Linked DNA regions of Homo sapiens: all the other regions are linked to region 3. A link is a contact called in ENCODE Hi-C or POLR2A ChIA-PET data. All regions are on one chromosome and are shown on one strand. Each heading gives the region's core, a stretch centred on a gene start or an enhancer-like site at or near the end of the contact. The rest is flanking DNA. Distances are from core to core; before and after follow the strand shown. Region 1 has its middle 66 kb from the start of BCL6. Region 2 holds the start of LINC01991 (long intergenic non-protein coding RNA 1991). Region 3 overlaps LPP (LIM domain containing preferred translocation partner in lipoma). Region 4 overlaps LPP (LIM domain containing preferred translocation partner in lipoma).

Region 1 (7,458 bases), core at 4,888-7,387, 470 kb after region 3:
TTACAACCTCAACTTCCAGTCTGGAAAGCATGTCATTCAGGGTACGATAGGACCCTAGACCAAAGCTTCCATTTCCATCAACCCTCTTCAACTTTGTAGAAAAGTCATTTTCTCTTCAAGCTTAGTAGATAGATCTTTCCTTCACAGATGAGACATGCTCCTTCAAGAGCTCACCTAGGGAGGGTGAGGGCGTTAGCTCTGGGGCCAGGCTGTCTGTTTCTGAATCCTGGATTCTCTCCTTCCTAGTCGTGAAAGCATGGGCAAGTCTTTTAACTTGTCTGGTCCTCAGTTGAGTTGCCTTATCTATAAAATGGGAAGAAAAATAACAACTCTGACCTCATTAGGTTGTTGTGAGGATTAAATAGTGCTGAGAATAGTGCCTGACACAAAGTAAGCCTGCAATACATGTCAGCTATCCCCATCAGTGAGAGAAACACTTGTCAATCATGAAAGTACAGCATGGTGTGATATACGCTTTAATAGAGTTGTGTGGCTGGGAAATGATTAATTCTGAGGGATTCACAGAAGACTCCTGATCCAGTTAGTGTTCTATCAGACAAGCAGAACCACTTTGTATGATATAGGACCAGAAATTTATTGTCGGACCTTACTGAGTACAACTGTAGGAAATGGCTAATCAGTATATGTGAGGCTGTTGCTTCTGAGTTTGTGCTGGACTTTAAGGGTAGGCAGTGGAGAAAGAGAAATAGCAGTGGAGGAGGAGAGAGCAATGATGGTCTGGACCTTGCCAGGCACACTACAGCCTATTCCTGTCTCTCACAATATGTGGTGTCCTGCACCAACCTTCTAAATATTAAAACAGTAGCTTCACTTCTATATTTCAAATATCATGCAAAATCTCTTGTGGCCAAAGCTAATATGGAACTATGCAGGGAAGGGGGTCTGAGAAATGTAGCTCCATCTTATCTAAGTTGACCCAGCATAAATTAACCACATCTCCACAAAGGAAGCAATGGAATGGGTTCTAAAAGAGTAATTGTTTGCTATGAGGACAAATGAGAGGATATTCCGGATTCAGGGAAGGTAGTGTGCAGAGCTATGAAAAAGTCTGCTGCATTCAGGACATTCATAGTGGCTGCAGCATAGGCATTTTGCTACTAGGCGATGGAATTAGCCCAACATAACCATGAGCCATGGTAGCTAGAGGAAGCACAGATCCACCTATCCATTGAATCACATTTTTTCATTAACAAAGACTGGCTTCTTTTTCTTCTCGGCTAATGTCTTTCCCATTACCAAGGCAATTAAACAATAGCAGTGAAAGGAGCATTGAGCCTGGAGCCAGGAGACCTGGGTTTTAATTCCAGCCTTGCCCCATGCTCTGTTGGTGACTTTAGATGATTTTTTCACTCTCTGAACCTCAGTAACCTCATCTCTAAAGGAGAGATTGGAACAGAAGTGACAACTAAATCTCTAGTGTCACTTCCAACTTTAACATTATCTGGTTCTTGGCAATTATAGCATGACAAAAGGGGTACAGTAATTTTCATTCTGGTGAAAGCCCAAACAGAAAATGCAGGACTTTCTGTCATATCACTTCACTTTTATTTCTAGACCTTGGAAGCTGGTAAAATGGAGCTGCCCATGGTTGTTCCTGGAGTCTAGGCCTGGCCTAGATTAGGTGTCCAAGGTCAGCTCAAGGCTAAATCTTATTTGTCTTGGAAGCATTAGTCTTTCACTGTGCTGGAATCATCCAAGGCTGTCAAGAAATGTTGGATGAATGAACATACGGGATCTGGTCCTGGATTGGTCTATAGGCTTAGAAATTGTTTGTATGGATGACTTTGAGGGGACCTTATACACACTTCCCCTCTTAGGGGAGACTCTGAATCAGAAACAGTTTCTTCAAGTCTGCTCTAATATTGCCCTATATCTCTAGGAGGATTACAGGATTGAATAAATAGGGAGTGGGTCAAGACAAAGGTCTAGTGCATATGTGAAATTATGCAAATTCCAAACAAGAAATGGCCACCTGGCCCTAGATCTTATGGACATACTAATAAATATTTCTGAATGGAATAATTCTAGACATAGGTATCTATCCCTCCTAAATTACTGGGGGAAAGTCAGACTAATGCCTCAAACTTTTTGGTCTGTTTTCAAAGATGTTCAAATGTTGCATCCCAGGGAAGCCGTGGTGGTGTTCTTTGTCACGTCCAATAAAATGTTCTTATGGAACATTTAATTTTCTTTTCTTATGGAAAAACACTTTTGCTAACAAACAAGGCAGTATTATTTTATGTATGCAACCTGTAATTGTGGGAAACATCAGCTTTGGAGTCAAGAAAGCTGGTTTCAACTCTGGGCTTTATTGCTTAATAGTTGTGTACGTAGCGGATGAATTATTTCATCATTGAATCTCAGTTTCTTCATCTATACAAAGGGCGTGATAACACTGTTCATAGATCTTAAAACAGATGGTACATATAAACTGCATGGCATATGGTAAGTTTTCCATAAATACCATTTATTTTTCTTATTATTTTTCAAAAAGTAAAAATAATAAAGATATCATATTTCTGAGTTCTCTCATTGTCTGTTATTAGTTTGTTGTGTTATATGATTGTCCTTGCAAGCAGACAAGTACTGCAATCACCAAGAGCTTGAAAATAATTTAAGAAAAAAAAAAGTATTGTTACTACTATTATTATTTGCACACAAATTGCTAAGACACTTCCAATTTTGGAGGCAAAACCCAGAATTCTGAGGGTGTATCATTGTGGCAATCTCTGGCTTTGCACAATCATATTTTAGACATTAAATAGCTCTGAACCTTGTATTCTAGATCCATAGGCCACAGCAAGCTGAAAGGTTCTTAGAGGCCATCCTGAAAAGCCCTTCTATGGGTGAAGAAACTGAGACTCAGAGACAGAAGTGGCTTGCCCAAGATCTCCCACATGATTAGAGACAGTGTGAAGACTGGAATTTGTATCTTCCGATTCCTCATCCAGTAACAGCTTGTTGCCCCAGAGCCTTTGCTGACTCACCATGTAATCTTGGAAAATTCCCCTGACTTCTGTTTACTGGTCTTTCCATGAAACAAAAGATGGCGAGGATATCTCATGATCCATACCTCATGCAGATGTCAGTGGATTTGTTAGGACTAGGCTGCAATACACATTCGGCTCTGTAGAACTGGGCACAATCCATTAATAATTCATAAAAGACACCTAAGTATTACAAAGGGAAGTGGTTTGTCATTGTCAGATGGAAGGAACCTCCTTTCACGTGGTGGGGCAATTCAATGTTTTGCAGTCCATAGTGTACCCAGTGACCCTGCCTGAAGTCACTCAACCTCTCTCAGACCCACTGTACTCAACTGGAAACTGAAGATATGGCCAGAGTATCATTAAGTTTTCTTCTAGCCCTAATATTCTCATACTTTATCAGTTACTTCAATTTAGAACCCCATCATGGACTAACTGTACTTCCCAATAATAAGGATCCATAGCAGCTGAGAGTCACCAGCAAGAAAATCAAAGCAGCTAATGAGAATGAAATTGAAAGTAGGAAAGGAGTATAGATTTCTCTTTAAGCGTTGCCTATCTGGTCTAGAAATGTTACCATGTAAAGATACACTAAGATCTCTTAACATTGAGTAAGATTTCCAGTCAATGTTTCAGAAGCATTCCAGGTTTCCTGTCTCTCTTCTGTCGTGGGGTGAGCATCTTTCTATGGACTCAATCTATGGCCATGTATTGACAAGCTGTAATGAAAAGCCCGGATACGTGGATCCAGGCCAGGATTTAGGGCCAATTTTTTTTTGGCTTTATTTAATCTCACTTTCTCTGGGTATAAAAGACAGCATGGAAGAGAGCTATAATGCCTGGCCGGGGAGTTGCAGAGGCCTATTGTTGGCTGGCTATTTTAGCCTTGGCCTTGCTATTTCCACTGAACCTCCATTTCCTCCTCTGTAAGACAAAGGGGTTGGTTAGATGCTCTTTACAGTTCATTTAAATGCTAGCCTTCCACTTTTTGGCTCTCCTGGGTTTTCAGAGCAGAGTCTCTGAAGGAAGCATCCTTGACCAAGTTTCGTTTCACAGCCCAGAGATCTCCATTCCTGTTCCCTCAGGGGCTTGGGCACAGGAATTGGGTTGAATCCATTTGCAACTGAAATCTGTTCACTGTAATAAGTATTTGTGTTCCAATAATTTTCTAACAGCTTGTAATAAATAAAGCCAAAGGCATTCCTCAAGGAACTGCAATTAAAGATGCATCCATGGTAGGGGGTGGAGGTAGCAGGGGATCTGGAGGAGGGAGACGAGGCTTTCTCTTGAAATCCTGCTAAGGACAAGCAGCCACAGCTCTGGTACCATAAAACTGCTGAACTGACAACGCTTTAATGGCATCACCTCTCACTAGTCTCAGTTTAATATGTTCCCTGAAGGAATCCTTCGTCTGTGGAGACAGGCATAAGCTGACACATTCATAGAGAGTCTTCTTGAAAATGAGCCTAATGAGTTTACTGTCACTTCAGACGGGTTGGAAAGTAATCTGTGGATGAAAGAGTTAAATTTCACCAGCTTGAGCTGTGCAGTGGGCAAGCCCCAGCTGAACATTTGAGGAGTGAACACGCAGAGATAGGCAAAGTTCTTCAGGTTCAAAGGCTTGTTTGGGAAAAGAATCCAAAAAGTTCAGATGCTTTTGCTGAAGCTTATCTGATTTATTCAAGCTGGGGATGGGAGAATGCAGAGGCATTTGTGGAGCTAACCAAACATAAGATGTGTTCTTGCTTTGCACTTTCTGCCTTAGCTTTTCGGCTTATGTGTGTTTTGAGGGGAAATCTAATCCACATGTTTCAGATCCTTGGTATTGGAATGCATGAAGGTGCTGGCTGGTCGTAGGGCAGCTCAAATGACTAGGTGATAAGTAAGCAGTATGGAGATCATCTGGGCAGAAATACACCAAAGAACGGAGAAGATCAGTCATTTCCCCAAGTACTGCTATTCCCTGGGGCCTTGTCATCACCTGGTAGGAGGAGGGACCATGCTGGAGTGTGCATGGGAGGTTTTCACAGCCAGGCCTGGAAGTGGCACAATCACTATTCATTGAGGCAGAGAACAAGGCTGAAAAATGCGGGGGTTCAGGAAAAAGAAGCAAAGTGACAGGACACCATATAGTCTGTGATCCCGTGCACAGCTTAGGGGACATGCATAAAAACCTGAATTTAGAATTAGAACACACAAGCTTGAATACTTGAGCAACCATAGCCTCAGTTTCCTCACCTGTGAAATGGATATTTTGATCAAGAATCCCTGCTTCATGCGGTTGAGAAGACTAAATGAAATAATGGTGATGAAAGTTTTTGGTTCTGTGCTTGGTGCAAAAAAAAATGCACTGAATAAATATTTATTTTTTATTGTTTAATTTAAGTTAGATTTAATGCAAATCCTGGTTCCTTTGTGTGTTCCCCAAACTGGTTTACCCTGTCTCCAACCCAAAAATTCTCATTGTCACTCTGAGAGCAGCAAGAAGTACATTCTCTCTGGAAAACAATATAAATTGGCTCACATATTTTTTTCCACGCTAAACAGCATGATTTCAAAATGCTGGAAAAAGCCAGAGCCAAAGTAAATTCCCCCAACCTTTCTCTCTCTCTCTCTCTCTCTCTCTCACACACACACACACACACACGTGAACTTTTAAACCTTGCAAATCAGACAAGTGAAAAAAAAAAAGAAAGAAAGAAAGAAAGAAAGAAAAAGCCCAGCCTTCCATTGCTTCACATCGTATATATATCGAGTTCACTTCACAAACACAAGGTGCACTGTCAGAAGTGCCTTCGGCAAAGTTTGTACTTTGCTTGAATTCTAACTTTTGTTTACCAAGGTAATAAACCAGTCCTCTGCTGCACCAGGTGTAAAGCTATTATGAAAAGGCATATTTGTATTTCACCCCACCTCAGATGTACGGTATGTGGGACATCCTGCACTGTAAGAGCAGCCTGGATTTATTTACAGAGAGAGGCGCTCAAGCACAGAGAGGAGTGTCTCCAGGCTGGTAAAGGCTGAACCCCTGTGAAGAACTGGTCATCTAATCTTCCTCTTTTCTTTCGGCCACCTGCCCCTTCAGGCAACAGCGCCTTCCCTCTTTGCAGCGACAAATCATCCAGCCTGCCAGCAACCCTCCAGGGGCCTTTGCAGTCTCTGTGTAGGCAAGTTACGTCTTCCTGAGTTTTTTGTCCTACATTTTCAACCAATCTATTATTGACAAGCCTTGTACAGCCAGATTACAGTAGGCAAATGCAGCAGCTGAGGAAACGTCTCCTACCCTGTGCCTGAAAATCTCCACAAGCTTTTCTTCCCCTTCCTTCACAGGACCTGGTCATACCCTGATGGGCTATCTGAGGCCTGGGATGGGTGGGAGGAAACTTTCACCCAAATCTCTGAGCTAAATGGCCCGGAACTCACTCTAAATCATCTACTGAAATCCTGGCACAGAAAGGAGGAAAGAATGTATGGAAAAGGGCAGACTTAGAATGCCAGGGCCATTAGCCCGGGCAAGTAGAAGAGCTGCAAAGGGGGTCCCTGCGCTGTTGTTGATTCCAGGAGAGTCTGGCAGACCACCCAGAAACTTGCATAAGGCACACAGCAGCAGCAGTGGCATCCCAGCTCAACACGTCGGCTGCATGACACAGGCAATTTTCTCAGTCCTCGGCTGGAGCCTGGAGCCTCCCATTTGTCTTCTGGGAGGTAATTCCAATTTCTTCAGAACTTTGAGTTCTCATATTTCCTAAGCCCCTAGTAGGTGCAGAAGATTCAGCCAGGGCACTAGCCCATCTTAGGCACTCAATAAGTATTCTTAAACAATGAATTGGGCCGGGCGCAGTGGCTCACACCTGTAATCCCAGCACTTTGGGAGGCCGAGGTGGGTGGATCACTTGAAGTTAGGAGTTTGAGACCAGCCTGGACAACATGGTGAAATCCCATCTCTACTAAAAATACAAAAATTAGCTGGGCATGGTGGTGGGCACCTGTAATCCCAGCTACTCAGGAGGCTGAGGCAGGAGAATGGCTGGAACCCAGGAGGGGGAGGTTGACGTGAGCTGAGATCACACCACCACACTCCAGCCTGGGTGACAGAGTGATAATCCCTCTCAAAAAAAACAAAACAATGAATGAATTCTAGCTTTATCACTTTAAAAAGTAAAATCTTGAGCAAAGATCCCTTTGTGAACTCATATTTATTATGTCTAAAATGGGAATTATAAAAGTTATTACATTTCAGAATTGTTGTTACAAATAAGAAGCAGGTGAAGAGCCCTTGGTAAGCTTGCAAGAACTGCACCAACATTGGTGGTCACAGGCATGTCTAACACCTCCTCATGCTCGTGCATCTTGACCATGCTTTGCCAGTCATTGTCTCCCTTACATTGCCTGGAAACTCAATGCAACACACATCCATTGAATGACTACTGAGGTTTAGGTACAGTGGAAA
Region 2 (7,042 bases), core at 2,277-4,776, 310 kb after region 3:
TTTCTCTGTTCCTGGGACTTGCTGGCAGAATGAGTTAGTGCAAACTCTGAGGAGAAACTGTGTCAGCCTCAGGGGCAAGGCCCCAGGTAATATGGCATGAGAGATCCTCCTGTAGAGTTTGCGTCTCCTGTCAAAGCAGGATGCACCTGCTGCCTGTAGATCAGACATACACTTGCATCTGGTTGCGCAGCTTCCTGTGATCTCTGGGGAAATGTTATCAGCAGCAATATTGCCATACAGGGCATCCCCTGGGAGTGACTTTGGGGGCAAGACTTATGTCTCATGTTCTCTGCTACCCACTGAAGGCTATTCTGGCCAAGCCCCCAGAGCAGGTAACAGTGGCAGGTAAGAATATTTGTTAGGTAAGAGGAAAGTCCAGAGCATGAAGGCTCCAAGGTCTAAGAAAAAAATTAGCAAGACACCAAGAAGCATTTTTTTAGCAGGAAAATAGGTGGCATTCAGAGAGTGAATAGGGGGACAAGAAGATAACTCCTGAGAGCCAAACCTACAAAGTCAATACCTGGACCAGAAAGCTCACTTTTCAGGAGAACTCTACTGCATTTTACATGTAATAGAACTGAGTGTCACTTAAGGTAACAGGCATTAGAAATCACCATGGAGGTCAGGTTCAATCCCTGAATTGCCTGTGAGGAAACAGGCATTTGGTAAAAAGGGGCTTGCCCTGAGTTAATAGAAGATCCCGGGATAAATCTCAGATCTCTTGATTATCTTTCTCTTGCTGTTTGAGAAGGGCCATCCTTTTTGGCCCTCCTGGCCTAAGTTTCTTCATTTCAAAAATGATGGGAAAGATCACTGTTTCCCTTGTGTGCTCTTCCAGCTCCAATATTCCATGGGTCCCAGAGACCCAGGCTTCAGTCCAGGCCTAGAGCATCTCCCCATTCAGGCCGTGTTCACAGGAATCATAGCCTCTCCCTTTATTCTCCCCTGGGGAATCTGCAGTAATGCTTAATCCCCGCTCCCAGACTCACTTTCGCAAGGGGAAATCAATAGATTCTTCAAGTAGTTGGACCACAGAATGATGCCTGGGTCTATTTTGTCAACCAGGTGGCTCTGGTGAAGGAAGTTGTGTGAGTCATTGTCGGCCAGAAATGTAAATCTGGACTGAGGCTTCCCTTGCAGTGAAATTTGGGTCTTTAGTAACAGTGACCTTCTGTACAGCACGTTACAGTTACAAAACACTTTACATACTTCATTTGTTTATCACAACTATTCAGAGACTTAGTGTTATTGTTATGCCCATTTTACAGAGGAGGAAAATAGACATGGGCACTATGGCAATTTGCCCAAGGTGACAGGAAGTGTGAGTGGCAGAGCTGGGACTGACTTAGTGAAGTCTTTGGACCTTATAATCCGTGACCTGCATACCACATCTCTTTGTATCAGGGTTCCTATTGCCTACTCAGCCTCAGTGGATAGAAACAAAAGCAAAGAAGGTCAACCTGCTTGGGGTCATTTACATGGACATGCATTTCTGGAGAAGGGATAATTGCAGCATCATTGTGGATATTACAGTCATGGAGACAGGCCTGGGAATAGGCAGATATATGGGACTGACAGCCTCTGTCCACTGCTGTCCACCACCCACTGACTCTTTCACCTTCTGTTTCTCAGACTAAAACTCACCCTTCCTGATTTAAAAACCAGGGCTTTTCTTCCCATTGTGTAAAATATGAAGCATAATCCAAACATGTAAAAAAGGATGACAAGTACTGTAACAAACATCCATCGTAGTGAAGTTTCACGCTGTTAGCTAAATATTTCCAGTTCTTTCCATTTCTGGGAACATGGTAGAATTGCACTCCTGGCCCTTGAGCAAGGTAAATCCAGGTGCTAGTCTGGGCCACTTAGCTGTGAAAGGAGACAGCGTGTGTCACTTCCAATCTGGAGCATGTAATTGCTCTCTCTTTCCTTCTGGTGCAGCTGCCAGCAAGGAGGTGGTGACTGCTCTGTCAGCCTTGGTCCCTGAGTGGCAACAACAAGCAGCACCTTCTGCCAACCTACAATGTATGAAATAAAAAAAGAAATCTTTGCTCTTTTAAGCCATTGAGATTTGGGGTTTCTGTTATTGCAGCAAAACCTAACTTATACTGACCCTTACATTCACATTCCCACCACCATGATTTTTTGAGAATGTTAACATTTCCTTATACCTGGTTCAGCTTTTTAAAGAAGCGAAATCCAAAAATAACTGTATCCTTTGTCGCTTGCCTCCTTCCAGCCCTTTTCCTTCCTCCCCAGAATAGCTACCGTCTCAAAGATGTATGCGTCTGTCCTGTCCATGTTTGGTAGATTTACTCCGTAAGTATGTGTACAACACAATATATAGTATTACTTCATGTTACTAAAATTTGCATGAATAATATTGATTATTCTAAAAATTGCTTTTGTATTCAACATTATTATTTTAGATGTATCAATATTGATACGTTAGTTTCAGTTCACTCACTTTAAATTTGATATAATATCCCTTCATATGAATGTATCACAATTTATAAAGCCTTTTCCTACTAATGAACTTTTAAATTACTTTTTTCTTTTAAAAACAATTCTCTTAAATACAAGGCTTTTTATGTAGGTATGCAAGAGCTTCTCTTGGTTGTATGCAAGAGCTTCTCTTGGTTGTATACCAAGAGTGGAATTGCTAAGATATAAGGTCTACTAAACCTCAAATTTGATAGATATTGCCAAATTTCTATCCAAAATGGCTTTTTTTCATTTACAGTCCTATCATCAGTGTCTACATGTTTTGTCATTGCTTTATCATGTCAAACATTTCATGTTGTCCGACTTTTAAAATTTTAGCCAATCTGATGGGTCTGAAATGGCATCTCCTAATTTTTTATTTTGCATTTCTTTGAGTATCAGTGAAGTTAAGCATCTTTCCATTTCTTTTAGGATTATTTCCTTTTCAGAGTTTTCCTTGTTGATATAGACTGATCATTTATTTCTATGTTTTTTTCTCCTTATGGATGTGTAGAATTTTCTTCCTCCTGTGTTCTGGGTACTAATCCAGTTACATAAATTGTAAGTGCATTTTCTGCATCTGTGACTTGCTTTTAATTTTGTTCTTTGCCCAGTTATCCTTCTCTCGCAAGCCATTGGCTGCCTGCTTGTGCACACACTTGATTTTTCAGATCATAGCAACTACATGGTAAAAATGGCTTGGAGGCGTGTTTTGAAAAACCTAGGTGAATAAATGTTGCTTGCTCTAAATATCTGTAGTAGGATATGGAATGTGTTTTTACAAGATAATCGGTGAAGGACCTGTTTTGCTTACTCAAGGATCTCATTTGCTAACACGATTGTGTGGTGAAAGCAAAAGAACCAGGTGTAAGTGGAAAAAACCTTAGTCATTAAGAGTTGTTTGGGCTGCTCAATGGTGAGTATCAGGGGTGACTGGTTTCCCCCTGCCATGATGAATCCTGGCATGATTTGCCTGGCTGTTTTGACATTTTGTAGACCTAGCATATGTGGGAGGGCACTTGAAAGACGTCTCATACTCAAGTGGTCTCTCCTCTTCCCATACACACCTTACGGATTCTTCACAGGGTGTGATGATGGGAAGCCTAGACACGCTTATCAGAAGGTAGGAAAAAATGGTGTCTTGGAAGTGCTTGTAGCTTTCCAATGAGGGGAGTCACTTTAAAGCTTTGTTTATCTTTCTGTGCCTCAGCTAACCCCAGAGGAAAATCTTAGCTCAGGACAGGAAGCTCAGAGCACCCAAAAGGATGACTACTGCAGTGCAAGACTATTTATGTCTGCCTCTTACATATCCCTCCGTGTTCTCCCCCAGGAGGCCTGGGCTGTGCTGCAGCTCCAAGGAGGCCTGCATATATCATCACTCCCTAGGAAACCAAGGGGTATGGCAGAAACCGAGCTCTGGGATCAATTATACTGGTAAAACTACAAAGGCAGGGGGTGAGCCAGAGTGTTGTGGCTTAGGAACAACTTGCTGAAAAAAGACTTGATGTTCCCAAGTAGAACCCTGTGGCCCCAGGGGAGGTGACCTCGGCTGTCTGGTCAACCAGCCAGAGTGCTAGGTCTCAGAAGCCAGGACACACCTTCCGTTCCAGTTGACTCACTTGAGTGGCAAATTCTTTTCTCCCTCACAATCCTCTCATCTTCAAAGGGAATTCATTAAGCCCCACCATGCCATCGGCACTTGGCCAGGTGTTATACTGGCCCATTAGGTGGACACAGGCCGTAGCCCCAGGGAGCATGCCAAATGAGGTGGAGGGTGGCAGCTGTGACCTAGTGACATCCCCTGAGGTGGTTTTGCAGCACCTTCTATAAACCCTCCAGCTGTTTCAAACTATTTGTGTGGGGCTTTCCACACAAGCTGTGTTCTCTCCCGTCCCCTTGCTTTAGTTCACTCTTTTCCTTTTGCTTGGAATGCTCTTCCACTCTATCTGTCAATGCACTCAAATGCCCACTCCTGGATGGAGACTTTCCTGGCAACCCCAGGCAGAATTAGCCACTCCCAATTCTGTGTATTCTCATAGCACTCTGTATCATTAATATAGCACATGCCAATCTGTGCTGGAATCATCTGCTTATATGTCTGTCTCCCTAATGGACTCTGAATTCCTTGAAGATGCATTCTGCGACTTATCCATCTTTGTTTCTTCAGCAAGAATTTGGTTGGTGCTTAGTAAATGTGTGCTGAGTTAAATGCAGAAAGGGACACAGCTCATGATTTTATCTGATTTTACCTTGTGGTATAACTGGAAGCAGGTCACGTCTGTCTGAGTTTTAGTTTCCTTTTCTGTAAAATGGGTGGGGGGAGGATACATTAGAAAATGGCCTCTAAGAGGTTTTCTGGCTCTACTGTCTATGATTTTAAAATTCTAGTCTCCTATTGAAAAACCGAGAGTTCATCATAACTCTTTAAAGACCAACATGTTTTCGTTTACATGTATCAAAGAGCCTGATGTTCCCTTCCCACCTCTAGTCTGCCACCTATAAAAAAAGTTGTGTATTGCTTAGCAGTTTGCAAATTTTCTGACTGAAGTTTCAAGAGGTTTGTGGGATTGATTGATTACAGGAAGCGTGTAAATTTTATCTTCCCTGGGGAATAAAATTGTGGGACTAATTGATTCTTTTAAAGGCTTGTATTTTCTGGTGATTTTGTCAGCCTGGGTACATGTGGAAAGGGGTCTTGTGTAGCTGCTTGTGGCATCCCTGTGTCTCTCTTCTCACCACAATGCAGGCGTCACTGCACGTGCCACACCTAGTAGTCTGTGTCCCATGAGGCCCATGCTTTTCCTAGGCTACCTCTCTGCCCCTTGAGTTACATGTTTGGAAATTCCTGCATGGATAGAACTGAGTACCCCTCGCCTTCTGAGAACATATTTACAAGGTGCTAATAACACCTAACTATGATCTTAGAACTAGTCTACATGGTGAGTCAGACGGGGCTTATTTTCGACCCATTTTTCAGATGGAAGTAAGACACAGGGAGGTGAAATGACTTGCATGAGGTCTCACAGCTAGGAAGGTCTTCTGGACCTGGCTTAATAAAACCCAATGTTCTTAATTTCATCAACTCCTTTAAAAATTACTTTGATTGCTGCTTTCTTGATTGGCTGCTCTCAGGCCTCTTGGCTGATGAAACCAGAGGCAGGTGAATTCTACCAGAAGGAAAGAAGGGGTTCTAACCCACTACTGATTTTGTGGGACAAAGTGGCTGCATTCATTAGTGAAGGGGGAAGTCAGATTAGTTAAAACTGTCCATTTGGTGGTTTCTATCATTAGCATCTCACTATGCCAGTAAATGAGCTGTTGAAGCCTGAAGTAGGGGCTCCTCCTGAAAGCTCGAGAGGATTCCAAAGCTGCTGGGCTCCGTGGAGGAACATCCAGGAGCACATGGTCTCCATGTTCCCTTTTTTAACTCTACAAAGGCAGCTAAGAGGGAGCGCAACTTGTTACTGCACATCTCTGAGTGTCAGTTTTTCTATCTGTGAAATGGGGATAATAAATCCTCCCTAGCTTACCTCAGAGGATGGCTGTGAGGGTCACATATTATGATGGAGGTGGCAGTGCTCTAGAATCTGAAAGTGCAGGGCAAAAATCAGGTAATATCATTTGCTCTTGTTATTATACTTTTTTTTTTTTGGGACTGAGATTCACTCTGTTGCCCAGGCTGGAGTGCAATGGCACAATCTCAGCTCACTGCAACCTCCACCTCCCGGGTTCGAGGAAATCTCCTGCCTCATCCTCTCAAGTAGGTGGGATTACAGGCACCCACCACCACACCTAGCTAATTTTTGTATTTTTGGTAGAGAGGGTGTTTCACCAGCCAGGCTGGTGTTGAACTCGTGACCTCAGGTGATCCACCCACCTCGGCCTCCCAAACTGCTGGTTTTACAGGTGTGAGCCACGGCGCCCAGCCTTGTTATTCTACTTTCATAACTGTGAATGATCTTAATGAAGGGAAGTAAGCCCAGCTTGATAGGTGTTTCCTAAAAGTGGCCCGAGGTGACATTATGTGGGAATATATGGATCTATGAAGTATGAACGATGGCAGTTTTTGCCCTAACCTACCCATCAGAACACTGGAGAAGACTCAGGTAGATAATGGATTCAAGGGCATTGTTAAATGATAAAAATTATCATGATGATGACTTTTTTTTTTCTCTAAGGTTAAGGATATCTCTTAATAACTTGAAAGAAATGTACTCAAACCCTCTCTGATGCTATTTTCGTCATGGCCCTACCTCATCTTGGGAGTAAAGCGTTCCACTTGGCTGAGAAGTAGGAGAGGGGCTGGGTCGGAACTCATCTGCTCAGGTTTTCTTCCTCATACCATTCGGATGCTCTTTTTGAGTCAATGGCTCTAGCTTTTTGTAATGATCTATAAGCTTCTGGCTCCTTTGGCTCTAACTAGTCCCTGAGGATCAATTCCCTTTCCAAAGAGGGTGGGTTTTTTTGTTGTTGTTGCTGTTGTTTAATTTTCTCTCTTTTATCTGGGGAAAAAATAGCCACTGTCATAGACTGTAAAAAAAAAAAAAAAAAAAAAAAA
Region 3 (7,403 bases), core at 1,252-3,751:
CAAAGAGTTCGGTACAGCTTACAAAGGGTCTTCCCATTGCTTTCTGGAGGTAGTGTCCACAATGCAGACAAAGCTGAACTATCCCCAACTTTTGGGTAAAGAAACAAAGACCAAGAAACTCAGAAATTCTCCCAGGATAAACAGCAAGCTAGGAAATCCTCAAACCAAAGTGATACTTAATGCACAGCTGTTGGGGGTTGTGGGAGGGAGGCTGTTGGTGCTGGTGCTTTGCACAGGGCAGAATATTAAAAAGGAGGCCAGAAACAGTGGCTCATGCCTGTAATCCCAGCACTTTGGGAGGTCGAGTCAGGCTGACCACTTGAGCTTAGGAATTCAAAGCCAGCCTAGGCAACATAGTGAGACCCCATCTCAACAAAGAAAAACTTTTCTAATTAGCTGGCATGATGGCACATACCTGTAATCCCAGCTACTCAGGATTGAGCCCAGGAGTTCAAGACTGCAGTGAGCCATGATCACACCACTGCACTCCACCCTGGACAGCACAGTGAGACCCAGTCTCAGGAAATAAAAAAGAGGAGTTAGTAGATTCTACATTCAGTAACCATACTATCCAAGACACCCCACCCTGCAAAAGGAGAAGATATGGGGATTACCATAATATCAGAGATGTGCACAACCCACGGGAGAGAAACAATTTACCACCTCTCTCTAACGCTTCACATATATAGAAACAGAATCCAAGTCTGTATACCCCTTTATCTTTATTATCCTACGACCAACAATACAACTTGCAAAGCACTATCACAATAAATTTATCAAGCAGAAATCACTATCTTCTAATTTACAGAGGAAAAAGCTGAGGCACTAAGAAGTTGATTGATCTGCCCAATTCACATGGGTCTCTAAAAGCAGGGCCGGGACTCACAACCAGGGCCCCTGACCTCACATGCCCTGTTTGTTCATTTTTTTTTTCTTCACTTGCTTATGCCCCCTCTGAATTGCCAGTGCTACCATTTTTCAGTAAACAACCAGAGCAGAAAGTCAGCTCTGAACCGATACATCTCCCAACAGAGGAATGATTCGAGTCATACTTCGAGGAATAATTTCTGGGAAAGCAGAGGAGGTGATGCTATCAAACAGTGAAACCTAAAACTCCTACTCACTACCTGCCTGAGAGGGCAGGAAATGGGGCCGAGGCCCTTTCCCTACATGCTCCCCCTGCCCGTTTTTGTCTCTCGCAGTCATTACTAAACTTAGCACCGTAATCAAATGAAAGCTGTTTCCCAGCTGTATGGCCTTGGGTAAGTCCCTGATCTCCTTGGTTCTGTTACCAATACACACTCATGCACACATGCACGTATGTGGGTACACATACACACATACACACACATCCCAGACCATCCCTTCATTTCACCTAGCAGGATGGTAGCTACAGAAAGCCTCTGTCTTTCTTATCCTGCAAAACACCACAGCTACCTCCTAGGCATTCAGAAAGTGTCTCCAGACCCAGCATCTGAAGCTCTGACTTGAATCCTCCACCTCCCCCTTGGGCCTCCTGGGTCCCATCCCATTTCTCCTGCCCATCCTTCCCGTAAGCCCCTCTTCTCCAACCCACTTGCCGTTGTCCTACATTAGGCCTGTGCACCTCCACCTTGAATAAACACTAACTTGTCTCTCATTCTCAACCTTCCCTTCTAACTCCATCTTTCTCTGAGTAAATACTTCCAGCTCTGTAAGAGCTCCTCCTGGCCAGACACAGTGGCTCACACCTATAATCTCAACAACTTTGGGAGGCCGAGGCAGGCGGATCACCTGAGGTCAGGTGATTTGCCCACCTTGGCCTCTCAAAGTGCTGGGATTACAGGCGTGAGCCACTGCGTCCGGCCGAGATGCTGATTTTAGAAGGATATAAACCATATTGTGCCTAGAGAAGTGCAACCAGTTTGGTGGAGGATGTTTCCAGAGCTTTCATAGGAGGAGCTCTTTTTGTTTTATTAATTTATTTTTATTATTTTTTTTGAGATGGAGTCTCGCTCTGTCACCCAGGCTGGAGTGCCGTGGCGCAATCTCGGCTCACTGCAACCTCCACCTCCTGGGTTCAAGCGATTCTCCTGCCTCAGCCTCCTGAGTAGCTGGGATTACAGGCATGTACCACCACGCCTGGCTAATTTTTGTATTTTAGTAGAGATGGGCTTTCACCGTGTTGGTCAGGCTAGTCTCGAACTCCTGACAACCCTTCCTAATAATGATTAGTGTCTCCATTTTATAGATCTGAAAACTAAGGCCCCATGTCAAACATGTCTCTTGCAGACTTAGCACTGGAACCCAAGTGTCCTGGGCTGGCTCTTTTTCTCTTTCCTTAGTATCACGCATCCTCTTTCTACCTAATATATAGCATACTTATCTGAATGAGCCACTAGAAGCAGTAGTCAGCAGTACATGCAGAATCTGAACTGCAAGTCAGAAAAAGGTGTTTCGCAAGTAGCAATTCTAGTTAAGATCTCAACAGTGCTGTTGGGAGGCGGATTTATCAAGCACATCATGTGAGCAGTCTGACCCTGGACTGTTCCCAAAGGTCAGAGCCATAAAACGCAGCCAGAATTTCATTCAATTTCACAAATGCAGCAACTTGGCATGTCTGCTTTCCTTGTAACAGGGGCAACTGCAAAGTCTTCTTCAAGAAGATTAATAATCAAAGTCAAAAATTCAGAGGTCATCATGTAAACCACTTTCTCCTTTTTAAAAGCTAAGCTTTTCCAATATGAGGAGGGTTGACACTCTAAGAAGTTGAGAGCTAAAGAAGAGATGGCACATTCTGACCTAACTTCACTAGGAATGCCACCAGCATCTTAAGCAAACACCACCTCTCCTTGTGCCTCTAGAGAGACAGGATTAAGAAGGAGCCTGGGGAAAAGCTGATAGCTGCTCATAAAAGCCATGCTCCAAAACCAAGTTCCCAGGGGCCCTTCTAGTTCCCTGGGTTAACTGCATTTGACCTTCCAACCCCTCAGGCCTCCTCAGTAATTCAATTTAACAGTTACAGAGTGCCTATAAATGCCAGCTACTGAGCTAGCCTCCAAAGGATCAGAGATGTCTGCCCTCTGATCAGAACTCAGAAACAGATACCACCCATTGAATACAAGGTGGTGTATGAAAGTATCTCTGAAAGTACAAACTGTGTGATGGGAAATGGAGGAGGAGAGAGACTGACACCAAATGTGAAGTCAGATGTTTCTGAGAAGGTGGAATTTGAGCTAAGCATGAAGGATGCTGCCTGGCAGAGGTAGCCAGCAGGGTGGCACTGCACCTGGGATGAAGAATATGAACATGGGGTGGAGAGGCAGGGGCCAAAAGGAAGGCAGAAAGGTTGCCTGAAATCATGAGTGTAGGGTCCTAAGCAGGGATGTCACTTATGCCAGGAGCATTGGGAGGCCAAGAAAACACACAGCAAGTCTCAAGACAGAGGCTCTGAGCTCACTGCTCTTAGGAGCACCCCACCAAAATAAAGACTCCCTCTCCAGTAGCCCAAGGAGATGAACATGTGTACACAAGCCAACCTCCTGTCACCCTGCATTCCAGACAAGGAACTACACAACACATGCATCCCTCCTGCGCTACCATGGCCTCCTGAAGCTGGACAATGTTATCACAACCTCCAGTATTAAATACAAAGCAACAGTGGACCCAGAAAGTATATCAGCAGGAACCTGACAATTCAGAGCTGAGACTAGGTGTCCAAGACCTGATGTTTCAAGGACCCACAATATTATGTAAACGCCTGGCCACTGAGCCCCATATTAAGCTAAAGACAAGAGACTAAAAATATAATAAAGAAAGTATGAAAGGTAGGAAAGTATTGCAAGGGAGGGAGGGAGGGAAGGAGAGAGAAAAGGAGACGAACGGTAAGAAAACAGAATATAAGGGAAGGGAAAAGAGAGGAGGGGAGGAGAAGGACAAGGTAGAAAGACACAAAAAAAGGGAAGAAACGTCTCCCAAAGGGCAAGGTGAGAAGGAGAAGGGAAAAGGTTACAGTTATCCCTCTGCCTATAAGAATGATTATATACAAGTAAAACATGTGACTGCAATTCGGAGTAACTATTTCAATGTTTGTAGTCATGATATTTCATGAAAGAACAAAGAATTTAAATTTTATACAAATAACTGTTGAGGTTTTTAAAGCAAAAAATAAACATATATTTACAGGTATATAAATGTGAGACAAAAACTAGACACATGGCAAATTGCTAATGACGGTAACTTCTTGGAAGAAAGAAAGATGGGGGAGGAGAAAGGAGTTTGGAAAGTTGCAAAAATGGTCACAAATTTTCCCCTTCCCTACCTATGTCCTCATCCTTGCAATATGACTTTGGAGCTTTTTTTTTTTTTTTTTTTTTGGTAGAGTCTTCCTCTGTTGCCCAGACTGGAGTGCAGTGGGGTGATCTCAGTTCACTGAAACCTCCGCCTCCTGGGTTCAAGCGATTCTCCTGCCTCAGCCTCCCAAGTAGCTGGGATTACAGGCACGAACCATCATGCTTGGCTAATATTTCTGTATTTTTAGTAGAGACGGGGTTTCGCTATGTTGGCCAGGCTGTTCTCAAACTCCTGACCTCAAGTGATCCATCTGCCTCAGCCTCCCAAAATGCTGGGATTACAGGTGTGAGCCACTATGCCTGGCCTGACTTTGGAACTTCTGCCACCAAGAAATATACTCTTTCTAAACCCGCATCACTAATAAGTGTGTATTTGTTTACGGACTTATCCATACATATGTAAAAGGCTTTTATGTGCTTTACTAAATTCAAATGTCTTCCTACAAACAGTAGTAAGAACCACATTTATTAAATAATTCATATGTGCAAATTGTTTTAAGCTCTTCACATGCATTATTTCATTTTGTCTTCAAAAATTCCTTTGTCGCCTGTAATCTCAGCTACTTGGGAGGCTGAGGCAGGAGAATCGCTTGAGCCCAGGAGGCAGAGGTTGCAGTGAGCAGATATTGCACCATTGCACTCCAGCCTGGGCAACACAGCAAGATTCCCTCTTAAAAAAAAAAAAAAAAAAATTCCTTTGTCGTCCTATCATTAGCCCCAGGATAGAACTGACATGAAGAAGAAGCTGAGTCACAAAAATTAAACAACTGGCCTAAGGTCATTTGTATACAATGACCTGGACTCTGGATTTAAATCCAGACAATCCAACTCCAAAGCCCACATTCTCCCCACTATGTCTGTGTCATCGTGTTAATCCACCAGTTGGTTAACCCAGACAAAACGGGAACTGGTTAAGACCCTGTTCTGGCTCTTGGTGAACACTACTTCCTTTCAAAGACTCACAAATCACCTGTCTACATAGGACCGTCGACAACTGGAATCACAATGAAATCAGCAGATTCTAGACTCTGGATACCTGTTTCGTTTGGGGGCGGGGTGGGGGATGGGCACTGGACTTTTTTGATAATACCTATTTCCTCGTCTCCTCACTTTCTGGCATTTCTGCTGATTTCTGGGTTTCCTCAAAATTACTGGTAGCCGTTCCCCATCAGAAGTTCTCTTCTGTATCCTGAGATGCGGCATTCGTGGTCCATGAAATTTGCAACCATTTAAGGAAAGCAAATTGCTCTCTCACAACCTCTTCAATTGTCATAGGCATCAATTTCTTCCTAATGATGTCGATTCCACCCTTCATAGATGACCCACCCCCTTGATAGAGATGACTGACAGAGGCAGAAAGCAGCCATGCAGCTCCGCTTTCTCCTTTCATCTGGGCCATTACATCACCCTCTTCGGGTTACAAAAATGCTAGACATCCACACAAAAGGACTCCCTCTTCCAGAGCCCATTCGAATCCCACTCATGTCTAGGAGGTCACTGAAAACGAAAGGCAGTGATTGGCTGCCAATTACATCACTGCTCTACAGGCCTGATTAAACTCTTAATTAATTGAATGCCACTTTACTTACACACCTCACTCCACAGACAAATAAATAAACACAAAGAGAACAACACAGGGTGAAGGTAGTAATAAACTATAGCTTCTGGCTCAGGTAGGAAAGAGGAGCCATTTGCTGGAGTTACCTGTCATTAAAAATGATTCGGTCACCAGGTGGAGACACACAGCTCTCTATATTAAATTAGAGGAATGATTCAAAGGGGACCAGTTTCAGCTGACAAGAGCAAAAAGAAATCAATTTTAGGTTGCCAGGACAACTAGACTTTTCCTGCAAGAATAAATTTGATACAGCCCTAAAATCTGACAACTAAATGTTTCCTCACATTACATCACATCCCTAAAATGTGTGTTGAACCAGTGAGATAATCAAGCCTGCTAATTACTTTCTACAACACCCAGAAGATACAGAAATGATGGTCTTGGCTCCAGTCTGACTTTCCTCTAACAGCTCCACTCGCTATCTTACTTTTATAGTGAATGAGGATTGTGTGCTTCTTAAAATGAATCTGAAAGCATATCATTGTCAGTTGGTCCTTGAATCCTAGAGAAAGGAAGGTGAGCACCTTCTCAATTCAAGTCCCCTAATGGGTTATATCTATACCCATGTTCCCTGTCATATAATTCATTGGCTACCCAAGGGGTTCCAGAGAAGGAGTCCAAAGTCACAGAATTATATTTAATACAATGGGGGGTCTAAAGGGACTTGAGAGGTTACCTTTGTTTTATAGAGGGTGAGTCTGAGGCATAGGTAGGCAAAGCAACTACTCAAGGCCAGTGAAGCTGGTCAGCAGCAGAGTCAGGACTGGAATCCAGCTCTTTGGATAATGGCTTCTACGCCATTTCCTTAAATAGCTGCAGTCATTCCATGGCTGTGCCTTGGAGACTTTAGGAGCTGAAGTTAAGTCCACTTGATCTCCTACTAATCCATGGGAGGCAGTGACCCCAAATGGCCTCATCCCAGGAGGTCAGAGTCCTGAACCCAGATCCAAAAATATCTGATGAGATGAACGTTCCCTGTGCATTTACATTCTCAGAAGCCTGAATATCAATGTACCTCCAGGGGCTATTAAAAACAAGAACAGCTAATAAATCATGGGAAAGCAGTTCACAAATGTAAAGTAATACAAAAATGCTAAGCATGGATAATATAAGTGCCCCAGGCTGAGGCAGTTCCCTGGAGAGCGTGATGCTTTCAAGTGGGCTAGGCTTTGGCGTGTTATTACACAGCCTCCACCATCATCTACCAGAAGATGCAAAGGACACGCCTCTCTCCAACCTCACTCTCCTTTCTTAGATTGCTCCCAAGTTCTCGAGAATGCCCCTAGATCTTATTATAACGTATTGTATTATAATAGAGCCATGGTTATATAGTCTTCACTAAGTGTAGAGAAACACCGAGAGGAGATCTGAAACAAGCAGCTCTGTGCACGTCCCCAGACCACTGACGGGAAAGCAAATGTCAAGCTGTCCCTAGCTTGTCATAAACCAAGTAA
Region 4 (7,870 bases), core at 1,404-3,903, 510 kb before region 3:
ATGTGAAGAAGTTTAGCTTTTATATACAGAACAACTAGAGACAGAGCATTGGGAAGAGGGACTCATTGAAGAGTTTTAAATAGGGAAGCAACAGAATGAGGTTTGAATTCACAAAGACCATTCACTTTTCCTTTAGGAAGCTATTTAGCAGTAAGAGAAAAGCATAGAAATGTAGGTGGCAGAAGGGCTGGACAGAACGCAGAGTGAGTGTGCACCCATTTCTCCCAGAGCAGGACCTTGATCTGCAGAATGACCATGCTCCTGAGAGGCAATGGATGGTCTCTAGGGGCCCTTCCACTCTGAGGCCTACATTTCATGATTGCTGACAGACTGCAAGATACAAGAAAAGCCACAGGTAAGTCACCCGCTTGTCCATCATGTTTTGGGACTGAGGGCAAGGCTTCTGCCTAAGCAGGATTATTACCATTTTTGACTTTTGAAGTCACATAAATCTAAAGTGTCTAAAGTGTTTTTCTAAAGCGTTTTTTTTTTTTTGAAGACTTTTCTACTTGGGTCAATTAAGTTGGGCAAAGCAGTGAAAAGCACCATCGCTACCTAGAATAAGAAAAGCTGAATTCTACGCTATATGCTAACATTTTTTTTTTTTGGAGACAGAGTCTCACTCTGTCGCCCAGGCTGGAGTGCAGTGGCATGATCTTGGCTCACTGCAACCTCCACCTCCTGGTTCAAGCGACTCTCCTGCCTCAGCCTCCCGAGTAGCTGGGATTACAGGTGCCCGCCACCACACCCGACTAATTTTTGTATTTTTAGTAGAGACAAGGGTTTCACCATGTTGGCCAGGCTAGTCTTGAACTCCTGACCTCAGGTGATTCGCCTCCCAAAGTTCTAGGATTACAGGCGTGAGCCACTGCGCTCAGTCTGTATGTTAACTTTAAAAATACACAACACACACACATTTATTCATTTAAAAATTCAAAAATTCAACTGTCATAGAAGGGTAGAGAATGAAAAGTAAAACTCTTTTCCAGAGATAATCACTAAAAGATTGGGTAATACTTATACAGGCATGTATCAGATTGCTTATACATGCCTGTATAAGCATGTACACACACACACACGCACACACCACACACACATTCACATATAAACACTCATGTTTGAAATTTTTCTTCAAACACAAATCAGATCCTTTATGTCCTATTTTGTACCTTGTTTTTTCCTAAAATAGTTTTTAAGGTGTCTTTAATTAGCATATATAGATTTGTCTTATTTTTCTGATAGCCTCCATGTTATTATTGCATGCAGTTGCTGTACTTTATTTTACTAGTCCTTTTATTCTATCATAAAAATGTTGCAATGTGTATTCTGAAACAGAATACCACTGTGCCTTTATGCAAATACGCCTACTGTCTGAAATCGAGTTGCAGGGTCAAAAATAGTGCACACCTAAAATTTTGAAAGATAGTGCTAAATTTTGTTTCGAAAAGGTTGTATTAATTTGTACTCCTATCACAAGCCCATGTGAGTACATGCTTCCCATACTTTTGCCAATACCAAGCATTGAACTTATAAATGCCGGCTGGTCTGAGAATGAAAAAATAATATTTTAAACTGTATTTCTTTAAATAATTTGAACATCATTTCATTGGTTCATTTGTTATTTTTATTTTCTCTTCTGTGAATTGCCTGTTGATAGGTTCACTCTTTTTGTCTAATAAATGATTCTTTTAAAACCAATTTCATGAGATTTTTAAAATATATAATCAAAATTATTGGCATCAATGTTGATTATTCCTGTAAACATGAATAAGTAAGTGAGCTGGTTTCCAACTTTGTGAGGATTAAATGAGAAAATGGGTTTGCAAGCACATCAAAAGCTGGAAAGCACCACAGACACATAATTCTTGTATGTTAGGAAGATTTATTTACGTGAATGTTTTGAATCATAGTACATGCATAATCTGGCCACACCATGTGACAGAACGAGGTAAGTGCTTACTGTCATAAAGTATAAGACCGATTAAGGGAATAACCTGAGTAGCTCTTTTTGAATTAAATGTACAGGCTTAGTCAGCTGCTCAAGGCCAGCCCCCTGGGCCCAGCTTTCCTGATTTTCAGTTCAGTGTACTTTCCTCTAAATCAGACATGTTATAATAACCGTTCAACAACAACAACAACAAAAAGGGTTCCAGAACATTGCAATAAAGTGACTATTGAATAAAGTGTGTCACACTTATTTTTTTGGTTTCCCAGTGCAGTAAAGGTTATGTTTACACTATATGGTAGTCTATTAAGTGTGCAATAGCATTATGTCTAAAATAACAATGTACATACCTTAATTAAAAAATACATTGTTGCTAAAAAAAAAACCCAACAACAACAAAAGACTCACTATGGATGAGGTAACACATTCAGTAAAAATAACTGAGGTTAGTGGCCACAGACTGGGAGGAACAGCAAGGTCTACAGGGATGGAGTCAGCAGGCACAAGAGCAGCCACAGAAACTGAGAAGGGGCCCCAAAGACTGATGATGCAACACGGACAGTCAGCATAAGTTAGACCTTGATTCATTCTGGTCTATACTATGTGGGAAAGATGAAGAAAATGGAAAAAACAAAAAATGAAATGAGTGCTGGCAAGATTCACAGGAAATGACTAAAAGGTTTAGAGCCGGGGGGGCGTGCTGCAGGGTTGTAGGAATCGGAACCATTTAGCCAGGATGTGATCATTTACCCCACTGCTACCCCTTTGATGCTTATACAAAGGGTTCTGTAGTCAGTGATGTCATCCTTCTTCAACTCAGTACAGCCCCAGAGTCAAGAAACACTTACTCGGTGCTTACTGCAGGATGCAATGAGAAACAAGACATCAACCCTCCCCTTAGGGAAAATGTATAGCTACTGAGGTATGTGTCAAATAGGTAATTTAAATACAGTCTTCTAAATGCTATGATGAGGAAAAGCAGAGGATGCTATTACAGGATGATGGGGAGGATAAGGCACAAGAATCACACATACTTGAGGGAAAAGTGATGTCTAAATGGAGGCCTGAAGGAGGAGAGTTTTTGGCTAGGTGATTGGGATGGAGATGGGAAAGCTACACATTCCATCAAGGACAAGTGTTTACCCAGCCACAGGCATGAGACAATCTCTCTGTTTTGGGTGTGTGTTTAGGTATGTGTGCACAAGTGGATGTGCATGTGTGTGCATGTGGCTATGAGCTCTTTACATGGTAGTGTGAGGAGTATGAACTGTCTCTTCCAAGTAATGAAAAGTCACTAGAAAACACTGAAGGAACTTGTCTCATAAATGAAAGAAGATATAAAGGAAGCCAAAGTATTATGTCAGAAATTGGTTAATAAGTGGATAAGAGGGGATACTGAAGGAAGAGGAAGGATACAGGCCAGCTCCTGTGCCTTTGGTTGGAGCAACAAGGTAATGCCATTCATGGAAAAGGAACACAGAGAGGAGCAGGTTTAAAAGGGAACACCTTGGGTTCTGTCTGAAACTGTTGCATTTGTGGGCCTATGGGCCAATCTATGAAGACTGCAGGCTAAAATGATAGATACATATCTGGAGCTTACAGAGAGATCCAGCTGCAGATTTTGGCCAGAGAGTTCTCAGCACACAGATGATATTTGTACTCACGGAAGCAGATGAAATAACTCAGGAGTACAGATTGAGACAAGAAGGGAGATTAGGGCAGAACTCAAGAAAAATGGAGAATTTAAGGAATGAAGAGAGGAAATCTATTAAAAACGGTAGAAAGTTGTGTACAGCGATAGGAAGAAAACCCAGAGTGTACGGTGCTATAGAAGTCAAATGAAACAAAGATAGAGTCAACATCTTTAAATGCTGCAAGAGCTCAAGAATGATAAGGACTGAAGAGTCTTAAGTGTATTAAACATCAAAGAGGTCACTGGTGATGTTCAGAAGTGTGGTGTAAGTGGAGAGGTGGGGATAGAAACTGAATTACAGGGAGCTGAACTGTTAGTAGAGCAAAGACAATAAAGCTTAGATGTATGTGTGTGTGTGCGTGTGTGTGTAAGAGAGAGAGATCTAAAGTTGTCAAAGGGTTTTTAATTTTGATTTTAAATTTATATTTAATTAATTTTTCAGTTAATGTAGGAATTTTATTTCAAATCTAAAATTGCCTTTTCTATAAATTAAACTTTAAATTTTCTTATAATTGTAGATTCATATGAAGTTGAAAGAAATAACGTAGAGATCTAAGTACCCTTTATCCAGTTTCCCCCAACAATAATACCTTGTAAAACTATGGTACAATATTACAGCCAGAATATGAGATTGATACAGTCTATCAATCTTATTCAGATTTCTCCACTTGTCTGTATATATGTGTAAGTTCATGCAGGTGTGTGTGTATTTGATTTATGTAATTGCACTGCCTGTATAGATTAATGTATCTGCCACCATGGCAAAGATACAGAGCAGTTCCATCACCACAATGATCCCTTCTATTGTCCTTTTATAACCACAGCTACCCCAAACCCCCAATTCCTAATCCCTGACTTCTTGTCTCCCATCCCTAACTCCTGACAAACACTAATCTGTTCTCCATTTATATAGTGTTATTTCAAGAATGTTATATATAGAATCATACAGTATGCAGCCTTTGGGGGTTGGCCCTTCCCACTCAGTATAATTCTTTTGAGATTCACCCAAGGTGTTGCATATATCAACAACTCCTTCCTTTTATTGCTAAATCGTATTCCAGGGTAAGAATGTGCCACCGTTTAACCATTCACCTGTTGAAAGACATCTGGGTTTTTTCCAGGTTGGGAATCTTACAAATATAGCTGCTATGAACAAATATTTGATTTGTTCATTTCCCTGGGATATACAAGTCTTCATTTCCCTGGGATAAATGCCCAGGAGTGCAACTGCTGGGTCACATGGTAGTTGCAGGATTAGTTTTAAAAGAAGAAATTCCCAAAACTTTCTCTAGAATGGTTGTTCCATCTTATATTCTCATCAGCAAAATATAATTGATGCAGTCTCTCCACTCCACATCCTCTTCTGCACTGATGGTTGGTTTTTTTTTTTTTTTTTTTTTTTTTTTTTGAGACGGAGTCTCACGCTGTTGCCCAGGCTGGAGTGCAGTGGCATGCTCTTGGCTCACTGCAACCTCTGCCTCCCAGGTTCAAACAATGCTCCTGCCTCAGCCTCCCAAGTAGTTGGGATTATAGGCACCCGCCACCATGCCCGGGTAATTTTTTTTGTATTTTTAGTAGAGACAGGGTTTCAGCATGTTGGCCACACTGGTTTCGAACTCCTGACCTCAAGTGATCCACCCGCCTCAGCCTCCCAAAGTGCTAGGATTACAAGCATGAGCCACCGGGCCCAGCCTGCACTGATGTTTAATATCATTAGCACTTTGAGAAAAGCAAGTCAAACTATAATGAGATAATTACTACACACCTATCAGAATGGCTAAGATAAAAAATAGTAACAAAACCATCATGGTACCTATTTGAGACATGTCAGCATACTGATGATATCTAAAAGCTTGGGAGGATATGAGGGTGACTAAAGAGAAAATTGAGAAAGAAAATGATCCCAGAGAGACTGGACAACTTAGGAGTCAGGGAGAATACAAAACAGCAAAGGTAACTGAGACATAGGTAAAGAGAAAATCAGCAGGCTGGTCCTATGGAAACAATGTGGAGATTCCTTAATGAACTAAAAGTAGAACCACCATTTAATCCAGCAATCCCACTACTGGGTATCTACCCAGAGGAAAAGAAGTCATACGAAAAAGATACTTGCACAAGCATGTTTATAGCAGCACAATTCGCAATTGCAAAATCATGGAACCAACCCAAATGCCCATCAATCAACAAGTGGATAAAGAAACTGGGATGTGTGGGTATGTGTGTGTGTGTGTGTGTGTGTGTGTATATATATATATGATGGAATATATATATATATATATATGATGGAATATATATATATGATGAATATATATATATGATGGAATATATATATATGATGGAATATATATATATGATGGAATATATATATGATGGAATATATATATATGATGGAATATATATATATGATGGAATATATATATATGATGGAATATATATATATGATGGAATATATATATATGATGGAATATATATATATGATGGAATATATATATATGATGGAATATATATATGATGGAATATATATATATGATGGAATATATATATATGATGGAATATATATATATGATGGAATATATATATGATGGAATATATATATATGATGGAATATATATATATGATGGAATATATATATATGATGGAATATATATATATGATGGAATATATATATATGATGGAATATATATATATGATGGAATATATATATATGATGGAATATATATATATGATGGAATATATATATATGATGGAATATATATATGATGATGGAATATATATATGATGGAATATATATATATGATGGAATATATATATATGATGGAATATATATATATGATGGAATATATATATATGATGGAATATATATATATGATGGAATATATATATATGATGGAATATATATATATGATGGAATATATATATATGATGGAATATATATATATGATGGAATATATATATATGATGGAATATATATATATGATGGAATATATATATATGATGGAATATATATATATGATGGAATATATATATATGATGGAATATATATATGATGGAATATATATATGATGGAAATATATATATATGATGGAATATATATATATGATGGAATATATATATATGATGGAATATATATATGATGGAATATATATATATGATGGAATATATATATATGATGGAATATATATATATGATGGAATATATATATATGATGGAATATATATATGATGGAATATATATATGATGGAATATATATATATGATGGAATATATATATATGATGGAATATATATATATGATGGAATATATATATGATGGAATATATATATATGATGGAATATATATATATGATGGAATATATATATATGATGGAATATATATATATGATGGAATATATATATATGATGGAATATATATATATGATGGAATATATATATATGATGGAATATATATATATGATGGAATATATATATATGATGGAATATATATATATGATGGAATATATATATATGATGGAATACTATTCAGCCATAAAAATGAATGAAATAATGGCATTCACAGTGACCTGGATGAAATTGGAAATTATTATTCTAAGTGAAGTAACTCAGGAATGGAAAACCAAATATCATATTTTCTCACTGATATGTGGGAGCTAAGCCACGAGGACGCAAAAGCATAAGAATGATACGACGGACTTTGGGGATTTGGGGGGAAGCGTGGAAGGGGGACGAGGGATAAAAGATTACAAATATGGTGCAGTATATACTGCTTGGGTGATGGGTGCACGAAAATCTCACAAATCACCACTAAGAACTTACTCATGTAACCAAACACCACCTGTGCCCCCAATAACCTATTGAAAAATTAAAAACAAAATCGGGAGGCTGGGGTGCCAAGGAAGTTGGGAGGGACAGTTTTGTAAGAATGAGATATCAAGTTAGGTAAACACTGATTAGACTCACGGTTTTGGCAACATGGAAGTCCCTGATGTCCTCAGCTAGTCTATGAAGGGATAGGGGCCTGGTAGCAGGCAGAATACTTGATAGAAAAATGGAGGCAGGATTTTTTTTTCTTTTTTTAAAAAAAACTTTTATTTTAGGTTCAGGGGTATATGTGAAGGTTTAGTCACATAGGCAAACTCATGTCATGGGGGTTTGTTGTACAGATTATTTCACCACTCAGGTATGAAGCCCAGTACCCAACAGCTATCTTCATTCCTCTCCCTCCTCTCCCCCTCCA

The links. A loop is a pair of places that touch in the nucleus more often than their neighbours do. ChIA-PET counts read pairs that join two places held with the same protein, here RNA polymerase II (POLR2A). Pooled maps may share reads with other maps.
Region 1: a pooled map shows a loop between it and region 3 (8-fold over the local background). The contact joins two enhancer-like sites. A Hi-C loop is called at or near these places in 8 of 50 pooled maps. POLR2A ChIA-PET finds 5 or more read pairs at or near these places in 3 of 52 experiments (activated B cell, activated CD4-positive, alpha-beta T cell and activated T-cell).
Region 2: a map of naive thymus-derived CD4-positive, alpha-beta T cell shows a loop between it and region 3 (1.9-fold over the local background). The contact joins the promoter of LINC01991 here to the enhancer-like site in region 3. A Hi-C loop is called at or near these places in 2 of 168 maps with a recorded cell type or tissue (PC-9 and naive thymus-derived CD4-positive, alpha-beta T cell) and 9 of 50 pooled maps. POLR2A ChIA-PET finds 5 or more read pairs at or near these places in 1 of 52 experiments (activated CD4-positive, alpha-beta memory T cell).
Region 4: a pooled map shows a loop between it and region 3 (14-fold over the local background). The contact joins two enhancer-like sites. A Hi-C loop is called at or near these places in 1 of 168 maps with a recorded cell type or tissue (chondrocyte) and 9 of 50 pooled maps. POLR2A ChIA-PET finds 5 or more read pairs at or near these places in 3 of 52 experiments (activated T-cell and activated naive CD4-positive, alpha-beta T cell).

The regions. Positions count from the first base shown.
Region 1 is chr3:187,807,587-187,815,044 of GRCh38, reverse strand. No RefSeq gene overlaps it. Among named protein-coding and RNA genes, the nearest start is that of BCL6, 66 kb to the right of the region's middle. Within about 2 kb of position 6,137, at least 10 of the 41 ENCODE cell types and tissues checked have a DNase peak (open chromatin) inside an H3K27ac peak, as active enhancers do.
Region 2 is chr3:187,972,891-187,979,932 of GRCh38, reverse strand. LINC01991 (long intergenic non-protein coding RNA 1991) reads left to right here and starts at 3,526. Exons shown (of 3, transcript NR_135538.1): 1 at 3,526-3,607.
Region 3 is chr3:188,278,554-188,285,956 of GRCh38, reverse strand. All of the region lies in intron 2 of LPP (LIM domain containing preferred translocation partner in lipoma), which reads right to left. Among named protein-coding and RNA genes, the nearest start is that of FLJ42393, 100 kb to the right of the region's middle. Within about 2 kb of position 2,501, at least 7 of the 41 ENCODE cell types and tissues checked have a DNase peak (open chromatin) inside an H3K27ac peak, as active enhancers do.
Region 4 is chr3:188,783,559-188,791,428 of GRCh38, reverse strand. All of the region lies in intron 9 of LPP (LIM domain containing preferred translocation partner in lipoma), which reads right to left. Among named protein-coding and RNA genes, the nearest start is that of MIR28, 99 kb to the right of the region's middle. Within about 2 kb of position 2,653, at least 2 of the 41 ENCODE cell types and tissues checked have a DNase peak (open chromatin) inside an H3K27ac peak, as active enhancers do.